Linked DNA regions of Mus musculus: all the other regions are linked to region 3. A link is a loop called in an ENCODE intact Hi-C map of the cell type or tissue named here. Cell type or tissue: gastrocnemius. All regions are shown on one strand. Region 1 overlaps Gm20110 (predicted gene, 20110). Region 2 holds the start of 4930430F08Rik (RIKEN cDNA 4930430F08 gene). Region 3 holds the start of Tmtc3 (transmembrane and tetratricopeptide repeat containing 3).

The links. Hi-C counts contacts between places; a loop is a spot of excess contacts. Peaks named below come from ENCODE experiments on the same cell type or tissue, not always from the same donor. Only the 100,000 strongest peaks of a DNase experiment are listed, where the experiment ranks them.
Region 1: it touches region 3 in a loop (4-fold over the local background); 19 of 42 quality-filtered maps call a loop at or near these places.
Region 2: a loop joins it to region 3, with 4 times the contacts of the local background. A loop is called at or near these places in 5 of 42 quality-filtered maps.

Annotation. Positions count from the first base shown.
Region 1 is chr10:99,637,593-99,645,592 of GRCm38, forward strand. The region is part of intron 1 of Gm20110 (predicted gene, 20110); the gene reads left to right. It also overlaps the pseudogene Gm18409. Among named protein-coding and RNA genes, the nearest start is that of Gm35101, 19 kb to the right of the region's middle. In gastrocnemius, CTCF peaks have their summits at 4,385 and 7,577 (motif pointing right); DNase peaks (open chromatin) are centred at 1,640, 2,070, 4,400 and 7,586; H3K4me3 peaks cover 248 bases; H3K27ac peaks cover 413 bases.
Region 2 is chr10:100,585,014-100,593,013 of GRCm38, forward strand. 4930430F08Rik (RIKEN cDNA 4930430F08 gene) reads right to left here and starts at 4,246. Exons shown (of 7, transcript NM_175128.2): 1 at 4,014-4,246; 2 at 1,178-1,295. The coding sequence starts at 4,103. 1700017N19Rik (RIKEN cDNA 1700017N19 gene) reads left to right here and starts at 7,373. Exons shown (of 13, transcript NM_001081246.1): 1 at 7,373-7,416. In gastrocnemius, no CTCF peak of the experiment used is centred here; a DNase peak (open chromatin) is centred at 4,255; H3K4me3 peaks cover 1,485 bases; H3K27ac peaks cover 1,039 bases.
Region 3 is chr10:100,483,956-100,491,955 of GRCm38, forward strand. Tmtc3 (transmembrane and tetratricopeptide repeat containing 3) reads right to left here and starts at 3,392. Exons shown (of 14, transcript NM_001110013.1): 1 at 3,207-3,392. Cep290 (centrosomal protein 290) reads left to right here and starts at 3,627. Exons shown (of 54, transcript NM_146009.3): 1 at 3,627-3,797; 2 at 4,324-4,453; 3 at 4,607-4,684; 4 at 5,365-5,434; 5 at 6,192-6,238. The coding sequence starts at 4,352. In gastrocnemius, no CTCF peak of the experiment used is centred here; a DNase peak (open chromatin) is centred at 3,530; H3K4me3 peaks cover 2,127 bases; H3K27ac peaks cover 1,062 bases.

The sequences.
Region 1 (8,000 bases), 850 kb before region 3:
TAAGGCATCCTCACTTGGGCACTTCATCTTGTCCTTTTTGAGTTCTGTGGACTGTATCTTGGGTATTCTGTAATTTTTTTTTTTTTGGCTAATATCCACTAACTATAAAGATATTTTTGATGCCTTCCCTCTACTGCCTAAAGAGAGCTGAACTGAAGGAGGACTATTCCAAATGGAAAGGAGAAGAGAATTATCTGCGTCTTTCATCTCAGAATCCCTCCAATGAGAAATAACATTTTAGTAAAGGCTAGGCTGAGTCCCTCAACACAGTGTGCATATGACCCAGTGACAGCTCTGAGCTCTGTCCAGGATGGAGCTCCCTGGGCCTTGGGATGCTCCTGCCATGCACTTCATGAAGCTGCCTCGCCAGTTTCTATCCTGGCTTCATTGGGCACGCTTCAAAGAGAATAAGCTCTTATCCTCATAGTGTCTTAGAGATAGTAATAATTTTTAATGGATGTCTTCCACATACTGCATTATGGCATTTCTTTGACTAATAGCTGAAGATACATGCTCTAATCAGTCTGGAGTACACTCATGCTCATTTTATCTCGACGTTTGTTCTTGTTGAGTTAATGCAATTTAGAACAGATGAGACGAGTGTGTCTGTGAGAGTGTTTCCAGAGAGCATTCGTTGGGGGAGGCAAGACCTGCTCTCAGAGGAGACCCTAGAGAGAAGCAGTGTCCCATGCCTGTTTCCTTTGCTGTTCTGAGTGCCTCTATCACTTCAGTTGCTATCAAACCTTCTGGCACCAATTTGGTATCAGCAACTGGGCAGGGAGCTTCTGAGACTCCAGAACAGGATTGGAATTGCCAAACCATTCATCTCTGTGGACTGAGCAGTCACTGGATTCTCTGAATCTTCAGTATGTGGGAGGCCATTGGTCATTTCTATAACATAAACTAATAAAAAACACCCTTCTTATAACGTGCACACACACACACACACACACACACACACACACACACACACACATACACACACACGAAACACGTACATGAATTCTCTCCCTTTAATTCTGATCAAGAGAATCCCACTTCATACTGTGTTCAATATCCCCTAGGATTCCTCATAGTAATTCTTTGCTGGAAACTGTGCTGTAATGAGTGAAACCAGAAGAAACCACAGAATTTACTAGAATCTGCTGGATATTTACTTAAGAGTTTTCCAAATTCTTCTTCCTTATACTGACCCAGAGCTCCAGTCAGTGTAGTAACAGCAGTAAACTCATCTGTAGAGCATTCCAATGACCTTTCTGTGTCAGGTAAATGCATTTCAACACGGCGTTCATCTTTGTCTACAGACACATGGGTTCAGTCCTTCCTGTCTTATAGCTGTCTACATCTACTGATCAATACTAAGGTCCTACAGATGTTCCTCATACATTTCCATGCTGAAAAGTACACAGGGAGAGGGATCACATAATGGGAAAGGCCAAAGCTAGACTTTCTCCAAAATAGTGAGATCTACTTGTTAGAAAGCACGGGCAAAACAAGACCCATTTACTACATAGCTATTTATCCTGCATAGGCTACAATAATGCCGTCTCTGCTTCACTTGTGAAAGCCAGCCTCCTAGCTGTGCATTCTGTTGCAGTCCTGAGGCTGTGTGCCAACTCCCATGTGGCAGGCTTCCTGGCACACAACTTGGCTGGACATTTTGATGCCCGTGCCATTGGTGGTCCATGAAGTGGAAGGAACAGATGAGTGAGGGGAAAAAGGATACCGTGAGCCCACCCGGGAGCAGGTGGTAATGGGAAAGACATGGGCTTGGCCCGGGGAACACATTATTCTTTAATTCAAAAGGTGTGTGGAGGTGATCGAAAAGAGAGGCTTATGCCAAATTGAACTGGGAGATTAAATGTGCATCCCTCCCTAAAACTTCTGCTTATATTTCCTTGTGTCCCTGTCCTCTGTCATTTATGCTCCTGCTGTCGCCAAGGCAATGCTGTGTTTTATGCATGGCTAGTGCTCCAAGTCTGGGAATTCAGTTCAGACTTTCAATCAGTGTGAGGGCTTCAAGATCCAGCAGTTATCCTCCAGAGTTCCAGCTCACTCCCCTGCCTGCTCATGGCGGGGCTCCACAAATCAAATGCTTTCAGTTCTCCTAAACTGCTGTGGTCTCTTTTGTTCGTCTTCCTTGGCAACCACCCATCATTTGGGTTGGAACATTCTTCACTTAGCTAGCTCCTACTTTTCCTGTAAGACTACTTATCATGGGCCCACCCCCGGGGACTCTGACAAGCATTCGGACTCAGTCTGCAGCTAAGAAGCCATGGGTAAAGTTTGAAAACATTACGTGTTAATCTCTAACATGCAAAGTGTATACATTATACACATCACAAAGGTTTACTTGTCTGTTTTCACGGGACAGAAGTTAACACTTCAATGATAGAGAATATCTTGCATCTATAATGCTTAGCATGCACGAATTGCTTAATAAGTAGGGGAACTATATAGTTTACCATCCAAACTAGAATGTTATCAACAATTCTGCTGGAAAAGCAGGTACTAAGTGTGCCAAGCAGTGCACTCAAATTCTCCCTTTAGTTTCGACTGCTGAATATATTGGAATGATTTCCTTCCCCCCTCCCCCCTCCTTTCTTCCTTTCAATTGTAGATTAAACCATGGCCTTGTGTGTACTGTATAGGTGTTCTACCACTGTATTATAAACCAGCCATTTTAAAATTTAGAAATGGAACCTGTTAATTTCCCAGGCCACTTTTGTACTCTCTGGTAGCCCAGATTCACAAGCTCAACTTGTAATCCTCCTGCCTCAGCCTCTGGAGTAACTAGCACTACAGGTCCACACTCTAGGCCTTGTTTTCCTGATGCTGCCAACATCCAGTATACTTCAAGGCACACTGGATACGCTTCATGTTGAGAAGTGCTTAAGTCCATTCTCCTAACAGTTAGCTACCACCAGCACTTCATGTAGGACAGGCCATTTACCATTGCTATATGGCAGGGAGTTGGTAGTGCTTGCTACTTCTCATAGAAGAAGAATATTTTCAAATGAGTATACAAGAAGCTTCATGCATGGAACAGGTTGCACCAAGTCCAGTATCTTCTACTGTGAGAGTTCCCTTCTACAGTCATCTCTCCCAGGAGACTTTTCCTTGTGCTTGGTGAAACCTGTGGAATTTTGTACTCTTCAAAGTTATTCATAGAGAAAATTGTAGTAACACACATATGTAATCCCGGCACTCAGGTGGCCGACATACCTTGAGCTGGAGGCTAAGTTGGGCTGCATAGCAAGACTCCGTCTCAAAAATAAGCAGCCCACCAGACTAAAGTTAACGGTGAATACATCATCGTCTCAGACGTTTGCACGTGTTGTTCTTTCTTGAGAGTATGGTTACTGTGGAGACAGTGTTTGGAAGCTGTGAACAAGAAAAGAATGAAGTTTGGGATGTCGTTGAGTGGGAGGTCAGAAATACCAGAATTCCTTCATTCACAAACCGTTCTTGGCTAATGACTCAGTTCAGTTGGTTCAAGGGGACGTTTCTCAGTTCTCCTTTGACACTCTGTATTGTTTTTGCATTCTCACCTCAAGGAAGATTTTTTTTTCTCTTGTGTGGGAGTCCTCTGCCCACAGGGTCGTTTCAAGTTAGACTTAAGAATCACTCAGAGATGAAAAGAAAATGCTTAGCTGAGTCGCAGAGATCTTTGGTTCAGCTCTGAACTTTAAACAATTCCTTCTAAATATACACATCGCCTATTAACTCTTCCAAGTTTTCAGAGAAAGTATTAAATTTAACAAAAACTCAGGAGCTTGCTGGTACACAACTACTTCCAGAATCAGGCATTAATGACAGCGTTCAGTTATGGCCAAGGTATGTAGGTCTTTGGCTATGAGGTTCATGAGATGATTGTGTGTGTAGAGTAAAGGACTGAGAACTTGGTTAAGTTTCTACTTACCTGCTCAACAATGACTCCATTGAAGATGTCTCAGAGCACATGCGCAAGACAGAATATACACAGACTATACATCTTTTCAGAGAGTCACGAGACTGTCAGAAACTAAGAGAAATCTTCATTAGAATTCTTTAACCAAGCTATTCTCAAGTTCTTACTCTTTTTGTTTCCCACACTGGTTAAAACTCGTCCTTTCACAAAAAAACCCAAATTCTAAATTCTATCAAAGGAATTTGGTCTAATTATCTTACCCGGCACCTTCGCAACCAAAGAAAATTAAATCGAAGAAAAAGACCTGGATCTGACACAAAATATCCAGAGAACCTTGAGTAATTAATTTCCTTCTCCTCTTCCTGGCCTCATTATCCTCAGTGATACATGGAAACTAAGGACCAGAAAAGCCGACTGCACTGCAGTTCTGTGGGGTGCAGGCTCTAACTTCGAACGGAGAACGCGCCCTTTGACCACTAGTCGTCCTTCTTGTGCAGAAGATGAGAATGCTTCCTCTGGCGCTGCAAAGCAGACGGAAGTGTTTTCAGTTGGCTGGTACCCAGAAGAGAAAACTCGCCCCATTCACTATGCTGACCTTCGTTTGCTTATTATCTTTGTATTTTCCCAGAGAGGTCCATATACATAGATCTGCATTACAAAGAGGATGACATTTTTAAAATAAGCTAACTTCTCTGTAGTATGGTTAGCCATTAATTCTTTCCTTTGTAGGAAGTGTTCATTAAACTCCAGGTGAAGGGGTTTAAGTCCCAGAAGGTAGTGATCAAACGAACATAAGTGAATAATAAGTGGATTTTGTTTGTTTGCTTTAAAAAAAAGTGTTTCAAAAATGGTGTCCGTGCTTGCAACCACATATACTCACCCTTCTGGGTGCAAGAACAGGAGAGAACTACAAAGGCAACAAACTAGAAGCTTCCTTGTAGGCATACCTACCTGTGAGGCTAGGGACTCAGGTTTTTATTTATATGGTTGCAGACATCAACATCTTAAACTGCATTCTGAAATAAAGGAATGGAAGACACACTCAATGAAGGGCAGAACCTGACGCCCATTTTCAGGCAGTTAGAAACTCTCAACTATCAGGAAGAAAAAAGTGGCTTGCATCATCTTTTATGATGCAGTTTCCAATCAAATTTATTGCATGAGGGTGTGTGCTCTCTAGAGCTACTGGTTGAAAGCGGGAAAATATCTGACAGTTAATTATTATCACTTTAACTTTGGGAATGCAGCAATGAAGGTGAATTTAAGTTATCAAGTAGCCCTTTTGATGCCATATTTCTGTATGTGTAAGGACAGAAAGAAGGGGGTTATAATAATAGTCACATCAGTATAATTACATACATGACAATAACATATGCTATATTTAGGAATATATTATTTACAAATAATGCATATATCATGATATACACATAATACTATCTACCCTATTTACCTGTGAGTTTTGTAGCCTTAGATTCAACCAGCTAAAGAGCAAAAGTATTTGTAAAACAACTGTGTGTTTATTAAATATGAAAAAACACGTTTTGTGATTATTCCCTAGGTGGTAATAACTTTTACGTAGCATTTGTGTTGTATTAGGCATTAGAAATGATGCAGAGATGAAGTAAAGTATATTGGACTATGTGGGTAGGTTGTATACAAATAGCATATTATTTAAATAAAGAATTTAAAGAGCTTCAAATTTTGATGGCCTAAGGGGAATGAACTAGAATTATTTCCTTGCAGATTCTGAGGAACAGACATGTGTGTGTGTGTGTGTGTGTGTGTGTGTGTGTGTGTGTGTTTGTGTGTCTATGCGTGAGTGCATGCATATGTGCGTGCATGAACTTAAGTATATGCATATGTACCATAGCCTGGTATATATCATATATGTGAGTACTGTGCCTCTGTAGTGTATGTTATACACTTCTGTTACTATGTATAACACGTTGTGTGTTATGTTGCTGTAATACGATAATTGCCACCTTAATAGTAATACCTTACATTTTTTGGGCTTACTCTGTTTTGAAGATCATATTTCATGTTTTTTCTGAATTGAATCTTAATTTCTTCAGAGAGCCTATACGTTATGAGTTATGGTTACTCTTATGTGGTCCATGAAGAACCAAGGACTAAAAAAGAAGCCCCAGGACCCAAAGCTGTATGAAGCAAAGGCAGCATAGAAATCTATACCCAAACCGCAACAATTATACTCTGCTGTTGAAGACCAAAGGTTTGCCACTGGCCAGAAAGATGGAGGAATCATTTTAAAACACAGGAATGAATCTAGTTCATCCTTTATAACTCGGGCTGTAAGAAGTATATTAAATCCTAGAAGCACAGCCAAATATTAAACGGAGCTTGGAGAATCTTGCGGAATACTTGGCGGAGGAATTGAGGAAAATGGAAGGGATAGAGACTCAATAAGAAGATCAGTAGAGTCAACTAACCTGGGCTCTTGGGGCCTCCCAGAGCCTGAACCACCAACCAAAGAGAAAGCATGGGCTGGACCTAGGCCTCCCTGCTCATATGTAGTAGACAGGAAGCTTGGTATTTATTCAGGTCCCCCAACAACTGGAGCAGGGCAGTCCCTGATTCTGTTGCCTGCCTGTGGATCCTGTTCTGTTAACCAGGCTGCCTTGTCTGGCCTCAGTGGGAGAGGATGTGTCTAGTACTGCAGTGAGTTGATGTGCCAGAGGGGCTAGTATCCTCCTCCTTCTCAGAGGAGAAGAGAGGGATGGGTGGAGGGGCTGTATGTGTGTGGGGACCGGGAGGAGGGGGGATTGTGATTGGGATGTACAGTGAATAAATAAATAAAATAATGGAAAAAAATCCTGGGAACAATTTTTACTCTTTTCTGTGCATAAGATTTGTTGCTATGCAAAATTCATACATATGCTCGACAATGACTGATTACTTATCTCATAGTTATCGCTGTGAAGTCATCCATCTTCATAGTTGAAATGAAATAACTGTGACAATTTGAAACAATAGTAACAAAAACTTAGACCCTAGATTAAGATAATGGATATGTCTTTGATTTTTCAATGGTCAGAAAATGTAGTTTTGACCAAGCGAAGCACCAGTTGACTAGAATATGAACAGGAAAATATTCTATGTGGATATTAGAAGGCAAGAATACTAATAGAGAGTGCAAACTTCACTCCTTGGTTTATTATATCTGAAAGTAGTAACTTAGAAAAAGAAGTAAATATTTAAATTAAGATGTTATTGAACCTGGGATGGAGAGATGGCTCAGCAGTTAAACACACTGGCTGCTCATTCTTTGCCTTTGTGCAATCTACTGGGAAGATATTTTATACCCTACCACCATTAAACATTTTAACCGTATTTAGGCTGTAATCCTAGCTGTTCAGTCTTCCCTCCTCGGGTAAGGGTAAACCTCTTTGGAAACACCTTTGCTGAGGCTCTACCACTGCATATTTGAAATACTTCTGTACGATTAGTAGCCAATGCTGGATGACAGTTTTTAGATATCCTTGGCTGTATGTTAAGTGCCAAAATATTTTCATAAGCCCTCAATATCAAACCCGATTTTCAGGGAAGAAAATAATATACTGAAAATTATTTTATTATTATTTTATGTGTATAGGTGTTTTGCTCACAAGTATGTCTGTGTACTACATGCTTGCAGTACTCATAGAGGCCAGAAGAGGGTGTTGGAGTCCCTGGAACTGGAGTTATAAATGACTGTCAACTGCTTTGTGCGTCCTGGGACTCAAACCTAAGAGGTGCCAGGGTTCTTAACCACTAAGCCATTTCTCCAGGCCAAACTATTTTTAATTATCATTTAAAATTTGATTATTATTAATTTTTTGAGACCAAATGTCTTTACAGAGCACTGGTGTTCTTGGAACTTATTGGCCTTGAACTCACAGAGGTTCACTTGCCTTTGTTTCACAAGTGCTTTGATTAAAGGTATACCTGGCTCCAGCTCCAATGTTTTCTGTTTAAATTACTGTATGATTTCCTAAGGACTCTGAGGATAATCATGAAACTTGACAAAAATCATAAAATTACGTTGTCTTATTTATTATGTTTAACATTCCATTAAAAAATTTAAAGTTTACTT
Region 2 (8,000 bases), 100 kb after region 3:
AGAACAGTCAGAGAATGGATATAGAAAAATTGGAATTTCTAGAAGCAAGAACGTCTAGTGTGACCATTATGGAAAATGAGTAACGGGTACTCAGATTTTCTAAATGAATATTAACATATGATCCAGTAATCCTATGTGAAGGCAGTACTTCAGGAGACGAATCTAGCGCTGTTTGTTTCATTTTCCACAACGGCAATCCGCATGCCCATCAGTGACTGAAGTGAACAAAATGGGCTATGTATACAATAAGCAATCTTAAAATTATACATGATCTGACATATGATTTATTCCAATAGGGTAAGACATTGCACTAAGCTAAGAGAGTAAGCCAGCCACAAAGAGGCCATTCACATGTGTTACCTACAGTCAAATTAAGAGACAAAGTTTGGGCTAAGAGGCTGAGGGTTGGGCTCTGTGGAGAGGGGAGGTGGATGAGGGAGTTCCCAGCAAGCAGTTGAAGTTCTGGAAGATGGAGTATTCTGCAGGTGAGTAGTGGGGATGGTAAGATCATGTGAATGTCCTTAATGCCAGTGTGACACACCATTTAAAGTATAGTTCCGATGGTAAATCTTTCTGTGTATCTTATCACAGTAGAAAAAAAGTTTTAAAGTGCATTTCAGAACATTCCTTGACACCAAGGACTACATCTAGCTCATCTACCTATTTTTGTCCTTGGAACTGAGAGTTAATCTCACCGTCATTTAGTAATTACAAATAATGGCTCTCCCTAAATATCATCACTGTGAACTTTCTTTCTAGAGTATGTCCCTGATCAGAGACCTGGCCAGTGGGAATGAAAGCACTGGACACTGCACTGGGACACTGCAGTGACAAGCTTCCGAGGTGGACAAAGCCAGGTTCCATTACTGTGCGGCCATTCATTACCTGGCATTACTGAACCCCGCTGAGACTCAGTTTCCTCATTCTTGATATAGAAAGGCTTATTATGCAAATGAGGGACCATGTAACACCTATCTGTCGGGCTACCTGGCCTTTCATGGTAACAAGTTAATGGTAGTCACATGTCTTTTCTTTCCCCAAGAAAAGGAAACAAATCCACTGATTTATTTTACTCACTAAGATAGTTAGGTTTGCAAGAGTTAAGAGTCAATACCCAGCTCAGATGGTGCAGATTTATACAACAGTACTTTGAGTAAACATGCCAGTTGGATTTTACCTTTGTAGTTAGTAACATAGCAGCATGTTCCATCCACTTTTTCTGTTGCAACCGCATTGTACACGTCTGCATCTAACGCCTTTTCACTTAGAGTTTCAGTTGCCAAAACTTTAAATGGCTTAAAAGAAGAGAGAGAAAAACGGGTGTAAGATACACAGCCTCTGCCTTCACACATAGGCTCACCTGAACTGTGCCTAGTTTCATCAGTTCTAAAGGTCGGTCTGTCTTTCCATTCTGTAAGAAAGGTTGAAGTCATTTATGAAGTTTCCTGAATTATTTGCTTTTTTGTTTTGTTTTAGTTTCTGGTTTTTGGTTTTGTTTTGTTTTGTTTTTGTTTTAATTCTTTTTTAGGACTGTGTCACTCTGCAGCCCAGACTGCCCTTAATATCCTGACCCGTTTGCTTTAGGCTGTAGTTCTGGGACCCCCTTCCTGTTCTACCACACCAGCTCACCTACCCTTTTTGTTTAAAAATGTGATCACAGTAAAATTCGACTTCTAGACAGACTGTTGGGTATTGGCGTGCATCTCACCCACCACAATGAAGCCGGGAGACATGCCTTACTCTGTGTTGCATCCTCAGCACAGGTTCAAGGTGCACGATCCTATTCTTTGTGACCATGCATTATCTACAATAAACACTATTCTTGACACTGGGAATACAGAGACGGATAAAGAAGTGCTCAGCTTTGGTGGGCTACAACACCGAGAAGTACCAAAGAGGAAAAGGGATAGGAGAACGGCTCAGGGAGTCCTCTGTGGAGAAACATCAGGCCTGATAGATGGGAAGAAAAGGCCCACAGTCAGGACATTCTCACATCTGTAGAATGCAAGTCCGTACACGTGTTTGGGTGTGTTTGGAACAAAGTACAGGTAAAGTTAGATCTCATGCTTGCTTAATTCCAGAGGCTGTTCTGGTTCAACCAGTGTATTTACCAGTCATGATTCCCCACACTCCAAGATTAAGTCTTGGAGTCATTAATATAATGAGATATTTACAAAATTCATTTTTTCAAATCACACTTGGCTCTCAGTTGTAGTGGGGGTCTAGCAGAGATGGCCTCTGTCTCAGGCCATATTTTCAGAAAATGATAAAAACATGGCTCCTACTTTCCATTTTTAAGACTTCCTTGCAAAGCTGAAATCCACACGCTTACCATAGAAACATGTTAGAATATATAGAAGTAAGAACAAGATGTATGATCTCATCATAGAGATATGTATCACTAAGAACTTTCTGGGGTAATTCTAGTCTTCCTTTCAATGTTCCTCCAAAACAAAACAAAACCAGCAGTTCCTAAAATTGACAATTTCTTTAAAAAGCCAAAGTCAAAATGCTTCATGAATGCACCCTTTTCATGACTGATCTCCTCAACAACATGATCAAACATCACATTTCTCTTCTCTTAGCATGTCATCTCTGGTCAGCATGTCAGCTGTGATGGTCTTACATGATGATCTGCATAAGACCTTCAAGTCACAGAGCATCTTACAGGACAGGGATGGAGCTCAACGGGCACGGGGAAGCATTTCTCATCTAGCATGTGCAATACTCTGGGGTTTATCCTGAGCTACTAACCTGTGGGTCTCCCCAGTCTCTTGGATCAGAGACCAATATGGTCCACAAGCGAACAGAGATGGCAGAGGTCGCGTAGTGGGTGCAAGAGGATTCGGAAGCCCTGTGAATGTATACTGTGAATACCCACACGGCGACCAACTATCAGGAGGCATATTACTTTGGGTGATTCAAGGCTTATGTTTTGAGTGTCTGAGGGTGGGATGGGCAGAAAGGTCATTCATTGGCTGAGGGTTTAGGTTACCAAAATGCCTCATTAGGGAAGAAGCTTTTAAGGAATCTCAAGTGCTGTTCTTTCCATTAGAAAGAGAATGGTCCTGTGTGCTAATTGAGGCTGCAGGCTATGTGAGGGCTTAGAATTCCCCAACAAGGTCAGAGAAGAAGCCCCCCTCTAATGGAGTCTCCCATATTGCCCCAGCCCAGAGTTTATCTGTTCATCTGTGTTAAGAGTCAGGCTCTAAAGGTGATGGGAGAGTGATAGAGCACCAAAATGGTAGCGGGAGTGGGGGGTGGGGGAGCGAGCTGGAGATTTGGAGATTACAGGGAGCTTGTGAAGTTTGTTGAAGGGGAGAGGGGACAACCTAAATTATTAAGAAAATGACACGAGGAAACCTCTTTGTACGCTAATTACAAAAAATAAAAAAATAAAAAGACCAGAGGGCCAAAGGTTCAGCGGTAATGTTGAAAAGTCACTTCAGATGCACATGCAGATCCTGAGTGAGAAGTTAAGAACTGCTACATATCAAAGAACCATACTGATATAAGCTATCTATATATTCATTCTCTTACTTTCACTAAAGGCTCACTATGTGTAAAACACGTAGCAATACGACTAGTACACCTTCGGATGAGAACTCAAATTAAGCAAGAAATTACACGAGGTCTGATTTGCGTGACCTAGTTAGGCTAGCTGTCAGCAATGCCATAGGTGCCTAGCACACAACAGGTAAACAATGCCTTCTCATCAGACTTTTGACAGTAGTTCCATGTTAGACTACCATGATATCTCATTATTCCAGTGCTGTTAAGGGAAGATGACCAAGTAGGTTTTCAAATCTGCCAGAACACGTTTGAATCACCTGATCGGGGAGGATACAATTTACAAAGGACTCTCCCACACTCCTTGCAACTAAGAAGATACAAGAAGCTGGAGGTCAGGGGAAATGGGAACTTCACCCAGACCTCCCGGGTAAAACGTGCTGGGCTCCGGGGCAGCAGCGCAGCACTGGAGGAGCCGCCCAGCAGCACTCGCCGCCGGGTACCTGATGCTCCCGCTTGGCTGAAGGCTCAGCTTTCACCTCCGTCACAAACACACACGGCATCTTCCGCTGCACCGAGCCCAGGCGCTTCATGTTGCCCACGCGCAACCTGTCTCCACTGCGCTGGGCCCCGGGCGGAGGAAGTCTGCAGAAATGAGCTAGAATCCAAACACCAGCCAGAAGATCCTAACTGCACCACCAAGGTCCACTCCGGAGAGAGGCGGGGACTCACTACCGGAAGCGACCGCCTAGTCGCGGTGCATTCTGGGAATTGTAGTGCGACCGCGAGGCTACAGAGCATGCGCCTCCACATGCGTGATTCCCCTGTGTTTTGATGTCCAATTAAAAATAAAAATAAAAGAACCGTTACCCGATGTTGTATACTTGGCCACTACTTAGTATCGATGATGTTTTCGGGAATTAATGTTAAGTTATAAGTAATAAATCACTTTAGGATGCATTTTAGCATGTTTCTAATGAAACTCTCTTACCTGCTTATTTTCTATCAAATGTAAGGGATTGGAAACCCAGAGAAGTTTAGAAAATACTTTCAGACATTCCCTAATGTTCTGACAGAAAAACTGACTTCCCAGGAAAAACATTCAAACAAACAAACCTTACAATGAACAAAACTGAATTTGTTTGAATTAATCACCACGCAGTGTACAGTTTGTTTTTTGATAACCTTTCCAATGAGAGTAAAAATTAAACAAGTTCAAAAACATAGAAATAACAAAAATCTCTGTCGAGTTTTTCTTGGGAATCCAACAAAAGACTTGAAACAGCTTCATTTGACTTACTGTCTAAAAGGACATTACAAGGAAATAATAAAATTGATGCTTGAATAAAAAATATATTCTAGTAGTAGACCTATCTCATTAAAACCTGAAATCACAGGGAGATTTTTGCCCTTACTATCTTAGGTAATTGAAGAAGCCAATTTATGTTTCCACAATTGTTTTATAATTCCAATTAATATTTTTATAAATGTTTAATCAGCAGGTATCCTACTGCCTAGCGTTTTACTTACTTAGTTCTTGAAAAAAAAAATCAAATAACCTTGTCTCACTTGAAAGCATGTATATGTCAGGGGACTCTCAAAGAATAAAATGTTCTTAAAAACAAGTTTACAGTTTTGTGTTTACTGACTCGGGAGGGAAGGAGGGAGGGAGGGAGGGAGGGAGGGAGGGAGGGAGGGAAATATACCTAAACACACACAATTTTACACAAAACAAAGGGGTTGGTGTAGGGAGAGAGGACCTACAAGTTACAAGTTTCTGGCTGGGTTGTATTGAAACTAGAAACGTTTTAGCCTTTTAAAGTCAAGTGTTGGTACCTTCTTTGAGGCTCTAGAGGAATCCTAAGCAACAGCCCATCTTGTAGGTTTCAGACAATTAAATGACCTTTGAAAGCTCTCAACTGTCATTTCCCAAACTGCCACAGAATATTCTAGATCCAACATTCTGCCATTTCTTAGAAAAGATAATCTTCCAAAAACATTCCACTTGCTCTAAGTCTCTCTCTGGAAGGACCAACAGCTATATTTTGGCTTCTTAAATGCCTGGAGAAAGGTTTCCAACAGGAACAGAAGAGTCCACAGCAGGAAAACATCACAAGATCAGGTTATAGATGTAAACTGTGCTTCTAGTCTAATGGATGCCAGCCTTTAGCTTCCCCTGATTCCCATACAGAGCTGGTAGAGCCCCACCCACCCCTGCCCTTAGAGGAGTGCTACAGAATAAATTGAAAAAGACTTTTTTTTCTTCTTCTTCTCTGATATGTTATTAAGCTAGCACACACCAAGAAGAAACTCCATGTGAATCTATCCTGACCAGCATAAGACAGAATTTCTGGGTCTGTTTTCGAAGACACATTTCCTATCACTTTTCATTACAGGGAGTCAAAAAAAAAATCCTCTCAAGTAGAATCATAGCTTTCTGTAGAAGACTAAAATGAAATCTGCAACAGGACATGGGGTGAGAGTGGGAAATAAAAAGAAGTGATAGGAAAAGGAACGAACCTAAAAGAGGAAAAGGAAGAGTTTGGGGTATTCTAGGATTAACAAAAGTTACACAATGAAGGAATTTTTAAAATTTTTATTATTTATTTATTTATTCATTCGGAGGGCTGATTTTGCCATGCTGTCAGCTGTCAAGAGGTATCAGCACTTTTCAGATCTTTTCCAGTGTGAAATCACTTAACTAGGTTTGAAACTCTGCCCTTCATCAGGGAACTCATCTGGAGGAGACTGGATGAGCCCCTCTTCTTAGAGCTGTTTCTCCCACTTGCCTGTTAAGATGGGCACTTTGCTGTTGCAGAGCTGAAGAGAAAAAGGGCTAACCGAAGGGCAAGGCTTATGTTTACGTATTTATCAACATTTTCAAGGGCGGTGACGAATCTTCATCTGCTCCTTTACTTTTAACACTGCCTCCATCCTATTAATTATAAGCAAACCATCTTTTTTCTAAATTTAGTTTTATTTCCAAGATTAATACTCTATACTATGGATTCAAAAAATTCATGACAATTTACCATTTTACTTAAAGTGGAAATCGGTGTTTGTCTTGATCCGTTGAGATTTCAATCCAAAGTTTGAAGTATTTCAAAACATGCTTTGATCCAATGTGTTCAGTTGTCTCCAGTCAAACCCTAGGTGCCCTGTGATGAATATTCCTCACTTATACTAGGTTCTGATTAATATAGGAAAGGTGCATGAAGATTTTCAAAACTGCTCATTAAAATGTCTTGGTCTGGGAATCAGAGGACTTCCCATGGTTTTCCACAAATTCTACAAATTTTTGAGCACTCTGGAAATAAAGCATTTGCTATTGGATGACACGAATTCTCTTTTCAGGATGGATGAAAATGTAATAAAGCCACCGGATGAATAGGTACCCCTACTTATTTTAATGAATATTACTGTGTTAAAATCTGCATGTGATATTTCCTAAGTCAGTGTATGGCACCAGGTACATAAATAATCAATTGTATCATAATTAATCAATTGTATCTATTTTCTTGTACTGTGTGTGTGTGTGTGTGTGTGTGTGTGTGTGTGTGTGTGTGTAGCATAGTTAGCTTAGTTCTATTTCCAAACCACATATAGAAATAACAACTTTCTTATAAAATACTTACCCAATTTTAATTTTGAAAACATGAAGTTATATTTCTTTAATCAGAACACTGGAAGATAAAACACAGTGTAATATCTACAAGTAGTGCTTACTATATTTGATAAATATTGGATAGGGGAAATAATCCACTTAGGTGGAGTAGCCTACAGTTGCATATGAGGTCACTTATGATGAGCACACAATGGATTATGTAATAGTGAGGAAAATTCTGGAAGTTTGAGTTTGTGTGATTACTAGTAACCACTTTCAACATTTCTGCAAAGCTAGAGAAGGTATCTTCTAATTTAAATTTATTTAAGAATTATCTATTGTGTAATATACTGTCAACAGGAGGTCAGTTTTAAAGGAATACTACTGATAGCCTCAAAGGCTGTGGAAAAGAACAAGTTTTCCCCCCTTACACACTGATAGTTCTTATATTTGCGTTCCTGCAATTTGTACATATTTATAAAAAAAATCATTGGATTAGCAGCAAGAGATTGAAAATGGCAGAAGTTGGGAATGACTGCTATTTCTTTGTTAATTCCACATGCATAAAGGTAAATATTGTACAACTTACAGTCCACATACTTAAGCTTTTTAATTGAATGAAGGGAGAGACAGCAATAAAAAGATACCTTAACTCTTATGGAAAAGCCTATGTATTTTTCATATCCTGAATTTATGTGAGGAAATTTGGGTTAATTTAAAACTATGATCTGTTGATTATATATGTCAATTTTATGTTAGTTTTCATATAACATTTTTGCATATATTATTCTTTTCAAATTCCTAATACTATATAATGGTTTTTATATTATAGCATATTATGTTGGTGAATGTATTTCAGTCATACATAATCCAATAGTTGAATTCA
Region 3 (8,000 bases):
TCTTATTATACACACAGACACACATGTTGCTTTGTTCTTATCACTGATGTCAAGGTAGAATAAAGAGACAAGAATAATAAGCTCTTATATTCAGCTCTCACTTGACTACTATATTCAGACGCTCATGGATGTTTGTGGGTTCTCTGGAGAACAAAACCCCATATCAAGGCAAGGAATGTTGTTCAGTGGTAGTGTTTGGTTAACATATAGTATGTTGCATGCATGTGAGTTTACGTGCACACTTGCATGCTGCGCATGTGTATGTATGAATTTGTTCCTGTACATTAAAGATCTTATTATATATGTAGCCCAGTCTATTTAACTTGAGACCTTTCTGAGCCTCATGTCTGGGATTATAGTCATGTACCATTATGTCTATCTTTCCGTCCCTTAAAGATTCCCCAAAACTGTATATCACAAGAGGGAGAATTAGTCCTCGTACAGATCGTGAGTGCAGTTCTGGCATTGTTGAAGGTTTCCCCCGTGTAGATCTGGAGAAAAGTGCCTACACAGTACTCTCTCCTCACTAGAAGATTCACTGTGGGTAAAGGCATGTTTATACATGTATGCAGTATAAGCCAACTTGTCTGTTTACAAAAAAATTATCTCAGCATATATGCACACAAAATCCAACTATCATCAAATGTCATCAAAGACCTATACTTCAAAATTATACTAAGTGCTTTTTTTTCTTTCTTTCTTTCTTTCTTTCTTTCTTTCTTTCTTTCTTTCTTTCTTTCTTTCTTTCTTTCTTTCTTTCTTTTTTTTTTTTTTTTTTTGGTTTTTCTAGACAGGGTTTCTCTGTATAGCCCTGGCTGTCCTGGAACTCAGTTTGTAGACCAGGCTGGCCTTGAACTCAGCAATCCGCCTGCCTCTGCCTCCCAAGTGCTGGGATTAAAGGCCTGCGCCACCACCGCCCGGCTTACTAAGTGCTTCTTGGGTTAACAATCTAATGATACACTTTCGGAAAGACAAAGCTATTGGACAAAGCTATGACTCAGGGGGATCTTTAATTAAGGGAAGTCTATCCTGTGCTGCTTCCTGGGAAAACAAGTCATTTAGACCTTCTCTATAACTTCCTCTATTTAATATTACCTTTAGTGTACAGACCGTTTGAATGGGACGTCTGCATTCAGGCTGAATCAGACTTCTCCGTCCAGTCTCCTCATGCTAAAGAGAAACAAGTATCTGCTTGTTATGCATACATTCCTTTACCCGAACATGAAGGTCCTTTGAAAAATAAAATCTTGATAAACACCTTTACTCTATACCTCAGTTAATACACTTCTTATGGTCATGCAACATTTTAAACATTAGAGCAGTATGATTCTCAGGAAATCAGCAAAGGACAGGTAATGAATTTAAGTCCATTGGTACAGAGAACAGAGGTAACAATTACAAGAGGCAGGGCTTTGTCACAAAGTGATTTGGGTTAGATAAAGCTCTTCATACAAGCCCAGGCTAGATAGAACACAGGTCCAGGCAAGTGCTCCAGCAACAAGGCTATTGATAGAACTGTCACATACAAACCAGCTCTTGGAAAAATTTGAAAAATGGAGAAATTCTGAAGAAAAATTATCTTAGCCATTTGAAAATTATATAGCAACCTGCAGAACCAGAACTTCAGTTAAATGCCCTGACTCACAGGTAAGTGCAATATAAAAACCTGGATCATAATATAATTTGTTTCCTGCAGTATTCTTATACCAAGAAAAGCGTATTAGCTCAAAAATACCGTTAAGTTACAGAATGGAATTTAATAAAGAATATACTTAAGTTGTTACTTTCACTGAGATATACAATCCTAGCTTCATCAGTTACTAATAAATGACTTTGAACTTCTCCCTTCTGAAGAGAATACAATTTATTACTTGAAGATATTACGAACATGAAGAGAAACAGGGGTGGAGAGACCAATAAAATGACACAAAAATAGTAAATGAGTAATAGAAAATATGTATTAAAATCATACAAAAAAATCAAGGTATTGTGATTAAAAACAGCAAATTCTTAAGGTAGTATACTAGTGAACATATTACATGTGTTTAATAAATACTAGTCTCATTTCTTAGTACTACTGACAAAATGAACAGGAAAAATAATTCAAACTCTTGAGTAAATGAAGCCATAAAATTAAATGTGCAAAACACAAGTAAAGCTTAGTATTAACGTTTAAAAGAGAAACTGGGAAGTGCAACTATATCACGCATTTCACAAACATTAGCTTGTAGAATGAATGATTGTGTTCATCACATTAAATAAGAAAACAGCGTTTAACCTCTCCGAGCTTCAATCTCTTAGATGGACAATGCGGATAATACTGCTGTATCTCCACAAAGAATAATTCCAAAACTAAACAGTATTTAGAAATAAAGCAAACACTGCAATCAGGCCTACAAATCTGAAGAACGTCTTTAAAATTTGTTTCAAATACCATTTTTTTGTGCTATTTGTTTTTCTCAACCGCAGAAATCTTTTCAAAAGAAAAATGTAACTGTCTACATTTTTCTTTTAATTACTTAATATCTATTATGTATGATATGTATAAGTACCTTATATATCTATCCACGTATACATACATACATACATTCATACATATATACGAGACGCACTCTTTCAAATAGATGCTTACAGCTCCTAAAGTTACCTGCTGGTGTAGAATAGCTGTGCATTTGGCAACAGTTCCCTGAGTAAGAAGATTAACATCTGAGAAGGAGAAGGCACTTTCCCCCAAGAACTCCCTTGGTACCCAGCAAATGACAGCAAAATGCCATCGCTTGGCATGGCCCTCCTCCCTCCCTCCAGCCCGGCTTAAGAGCCTTGGGCGCACTAAGGCTCCTCTTTCCTTGGCCTTCACTCCACTCTTATTAACCTAATAAGCACTACAATCCGCAAGCTGCTGCAGGAGGCTGCCCCATCTTGACGCTCCTTCTTCACTCAACCAGAGCGTGAACTCAGGGGGTGCGGTGGGGGTGGGGGCGCTCCACTTTCCCAGACACCAAGGAGGCTGGAAACTTTTATTGACTCCCCTCTTAGGGAAGCCACTAACTGGGAGCCCCTCGCACCTACCTGAGTAGCCGGAGGACTCTTTCCCAAACCTCTGCAAGATCCGCCAGCCCTTCGGCAGCCCCAAGCTAGCGCTTCCCTAAAAACGCAAAGGTTCCCTGAGCTACTCCTGGCTGTGGGTTGACACGCCCCGACCTCACCTGAGGGCGGCTCCGCCAGGAGACGGTTCAGGAAAGCTTCTGGGATGGTGGACCGGAGAAGGACTCCGCAGAAAACACAGTCATAGCCTGCCACGCTCGGACTCCGGGGCGGCCGCACCTTAGCAGCCGCTCCTCCCGCCTCCCGAGCCTTCCCCCAGCTCTTCCAGGGCGGCCGCAGACTCCCGCATTGCACGCCGGGAACGCGCCGCTCTTCCCAAAAACTTCCAATCCCAGGATGCACAGCCGCGACGCCGAACTGCACTCTGGGACGTAGAGTCCTCATCTCACGGCTCTCCCTCATCCACAGTAAGGAGGGCTTGGAGGGGAAATAGAGCCGTAAAGCTTTTTCCAGGGTCGTGAAATGTAGTCTTCCCAGGTATCCCGGGGCCTAGTTCCGGTCTTGGCAGGCTGGGGGGCGGGGAGTGGTGTCGCCTAGCAGCCGGCGCCGCTTCGGCTCGGTCGGGAAGAGTTGGCGGGAGCAGCCTGAGTGCGCGAGGACCGCTCTGGGAAGCGTGAGGCCGGGGCGGTGGCCGAACCCGGAGGTGGTCGCTGTAGATGAGTGACTGCTGCTGGTGGCAGGTCTTGGTTTCGGTGGGTGGATCCTCGTGAGCCGGAGCCGCTTAGTGTCGTTCACAGGATCGTAATCCCGAGGGACAGGGTGCAGCCCTACCTATCCAGACCTCTGTCGCTCTTGTCTGCAGTGTCGTCTCGGCCTCCCTGATTGAGCTTGATTCCGCAAACACTTCATTTAGCTCAGTCTTTTTATCTACTTTAAAAATCCTCTGGTCCCCTTTCCTCAGAAGGTTTTCAAAAACTTCCAAACATCTTGGGAGTTGGTACCATCATTGATGGTAGGGGACTTGGAAAAGGGGCCTCGGGGTTTTAGCTCCGAATTCGTCTTAGCAAGAAAATAATAATTTAGCGTGTACATTATCGTATAGCCTGTGTCAGGGGAACTAATTTTCGTCGAGGCTGTTTGCCTCTGCATCTGTTTTGCAGTTCAGGAGCCATAGCTCTTAGCCAGCACCTAGAGAGTTAAGTAAGACCGCTCATGATCATGTAAACACTGCAAGGCCATTTTCCTTGAAAATGCTAAAATCCACCTGCTTCTTTGTAGAGGCTGAGAGACAGTGAAAGAATTCAAGATGCCACCTAATATAAAGTGGAAAGAATTAATCAAAGTTGATCCAGATGACCTGCCACGGCAAGAAGAGTTAGCAGATAAATTATTGATATCTTTATCCAAGGTACTTAATAAATGATTTGTACACAGAGCCTGATGTACAATGTCATGAATTGAAATTGCTTCTTGAAATCATTGAATGCTATAACTGGAAGAGTGCTTGTATTTAATGTGCAGGGTATGAAATAGTCCATTTTTTGTGTGTTTGTTTCCTTAGGTGGAAGTAAATGAACTAAAAAATGAAGACCAAGAAAACATGATACATCTATTCAGAATTACCCAGTCTCTAATGAAGGTTTGTAGGAAAGAGTGTGTAGGAAAAGAAATATTTTTTAGGAGAAACATAAAGAGTCATAAAGAATCATATGGTCAAATAAAATACAAAATCTCTCCCCTATAAGCTATACATGAAATGATAAGAGGATTCTAGATTCTTCATAAATAAATACTGAGAAAGAATATGTATTCTTTACATTAAGGTAAAAGCATATAGAAAAATATTTGGGGCCAGTAATTTGGGATATACTGTTCAAGAGTTTGAGAGTATATTTTGGTTATCAGCATTTTAGAAGGGAATAAAGGTTTTTAAATCATACTTGGTAAAGAAATGTACTTATGAAGGCAACATTAAATGTGTTGTATAGACTGAAGGGATGAGAGCTGATTAGTTCCAATTATAAGAAGGAATTACTAAATTTATTAATAATAACAATTGGGATAGTAAAAAAGATATTGAAAACATTTTAAGTAATGGCTATAAAGTTTAACGGAAAAATCAGATATAATTCAAAGTCTTGCCATTCTGGAATTTCTAGCCTTATGTATTTATTCAACAACTATTTACTGACTGTCTCTGTGTGTTAGTCATCGTACACACTACAGACTGAGATAGCAAATTCCACACAGTTTCCATTCCCACTGTTTACATTACAGTGTAAATAATACAGATTCTTCCCCTCTCGTTTTAATGTTCAGATGAAAGCCCAGGAAGTAGAGCTCGCTTTGGAAGAAGTTGAAAAGGCTGGAGAAGAACAAGCAAAATTTGGTAAATGTCTTGGGAAAAAACTACTGTGGTTCCATTACTTATTAGACAGTATAAAATCTATCCTATTCTATAACATATGTATTCAATTTATACTGAAAGATGCTACATCCTTGTGCAGTTCCAGGTACTGGCCTGAGTGCTGTGGTAGGGGGTGAAGAAAAGAAAACACACAGACACTTAGAACAGTTGTTTTCGGTTGGACCAGGCTCTCTAATGGAGCAACTGCCCCACCCCAGAAGCTCACTGTCTGTATTATATCCACTTGACCAGAGCAGTGGAGTTGTTGCATAGCTGAACATAAAGTCGAGTGAGTGCATACAGATAAACATGAAGGCAGGGTTTCTGCTGTTGAATAGGGAGGCAGATTTATCAAATCTCAGTAGGAGTAGTCTCTATAAGGGAGCCATAAACATTAGGGGGACATTTTCTGCACACCCTGTCAACATCCACAGTCAGACGAGGAGGGAAGGCTTTGCCGTTTGCCATAGGCCTGAGACATTTGGAGTTCCTGACGTGGCTTTGCCCATGTCAGTAGTACACACTGACTCAGGGCTCATGCACTGAAGCCTTCCTCTGCTCTCTACATGAGGCATTTCTAGAATGCATATTTTATGCATTTAGTATATAATAATTACTTTCCTGTATCTGTTAAGGATGGAATCTTTTACAGAGAACAGTACTATTTTATTAAAGTTTACTTAAAATCTGATTATAGGAAACTTAACCAATTAAAACATTTGTGTTTTTTTTTAAATAGAAAATCAATTAAAGACAAAAGTAATGAAACTGGAAAATGAACTGGAGGTATATATATATCCTTTTATATTTCCTTGTTTTTGAATTTTCTTGTAGTTGTTATTAATTGCATTATTTTAAATTGTTTTCAAATCCTCCCAGATTGGAAAATACAAGATTTTGTGCTCATGCGTTTATTCATTACACAGAATGTGCTTTTGTGACTTGAGTTCTAAGAATTATGCATCCAGTGAAGTAAAAACGGATCCCTTCTGAATGGGGCTGTCAGTCTGGAGAAGCATATAGAAAGCTTAGTAGCAGCTGAGGGGGAAGGGTGTGGGAAGTAACCACACCGAGATTCTGAGAAGCTGAGAGGGGATGCAGTAGGAAAGGACCAGACTTTGAAAGGAGGAACCAGGGAAAGGAGAGGTCCACAAGGTTTTATGCTTGTGAGTTTAGTTCTTAGAAGCAGAGACAGGGATGAGATCGCTTGTAAGGTTTAGCCATGGGAGACTGTGAGAATAAGATAACCTTTGAGACATCGTAGACAAAGGGCTGAAGACCAAGGGCTATGGGCTCAGATGGGAGTTCTAGTCCTCATTATTTTGACTTGATTAACTCTGTGCACATGGATAAGTTATTTCACATCTTCAGCTAGATTTCAAGCTCCCGGGAAACTGTCAGGCACTTTTAATAAGCACTTTTGTAGTAAACGATGTCTGAAGTTGAGCTGATTCTGTGCTTGTATTTAGGCAGACAGCTGGTAAAGAATAGAAGACTCTGGCAGTTCAAGGTCTTGGTCAGAATGTGTTTAAAGTATTGGTGATGAAATCTATGCTAAATGGGGATGATGTCAAGACTGGCGTTGGGACAGGGGAAGTGTGGAGTCAGGGAGCAGGAACAGTGAAGCATGTGTTGGGCCCATTGTGTTTATCAAAGGGAAAGTCCTAGAGAAGAGCTGAGGGAATGCTTCTTTGGGCAGAGTCTGTTAGGACTGGCGGAACGCAGTAAATCAAGAAACACGTCGTTTCTTACTTGTCCTTTAAAGCTACTTTAAAATAAAAGGAGCGAGTCATGTGGTTGTAGCAGTGGCTCAGGCTGATTTGTGTAGAAGACTGAGCTGCCACATGCCTGCATCCTAAGGACTTACAAGCCTGCACAGGAAAGTGGTGGTTTGCTGGTGCGTATTGGAGTGTTTAGGATAGCGACATATCTTGTAAAGTCAAAATGGGTGAAGATGTGGAGGAGCCCTCAGAGACTGTTGTCACCTTTTCTTGATCTTGAACTGACAAACAACTCGCAAAGGAATGAGCGCTCTAAAAGAACCTAACTGTAGTTTTGTAAGGAAATAAGGAAAGGTTTAGTTAAGAACAAATGCTCAGGATGTAAAATCAGTGTTTTGGAAGATGCTTTAAGAGAGCAGAGTGGTGAGCCGGGCGTGGTGGTGCACGCTTTTAATCCTAGCACTTGGGAGGCAGAGGCAGGTGGATTTCTGAGTTCGAGGCCAGCCTGGTCTACAAAGTGAGTTCCAGGACAGCCAGGGCTACACAGAGAAACCCTGTCTCAAAAAAACCAAAAAAAGAGAGAGAAAGAGAGAGAGAGAAAGAGAAAGAGAGAGAGAGAGAGAGAGAGAGAGCGCAGAGTGGGAAGCTTCATGAAGCAGAGAAGACTGAAAAGCATCTGAGTAAGAGGACGTAGCAGAAATGTGTGGGGAGTGTTCCCTGTGACGCAAGCTTAGGGGCCTAGTGGCCCAGTGGTTTGCGCCATGGTCTAGTTGTCAGGAATGTGAAGTAAAATAAATTGAAATGTCTGCTAAGCTTTAAAGTGGTTC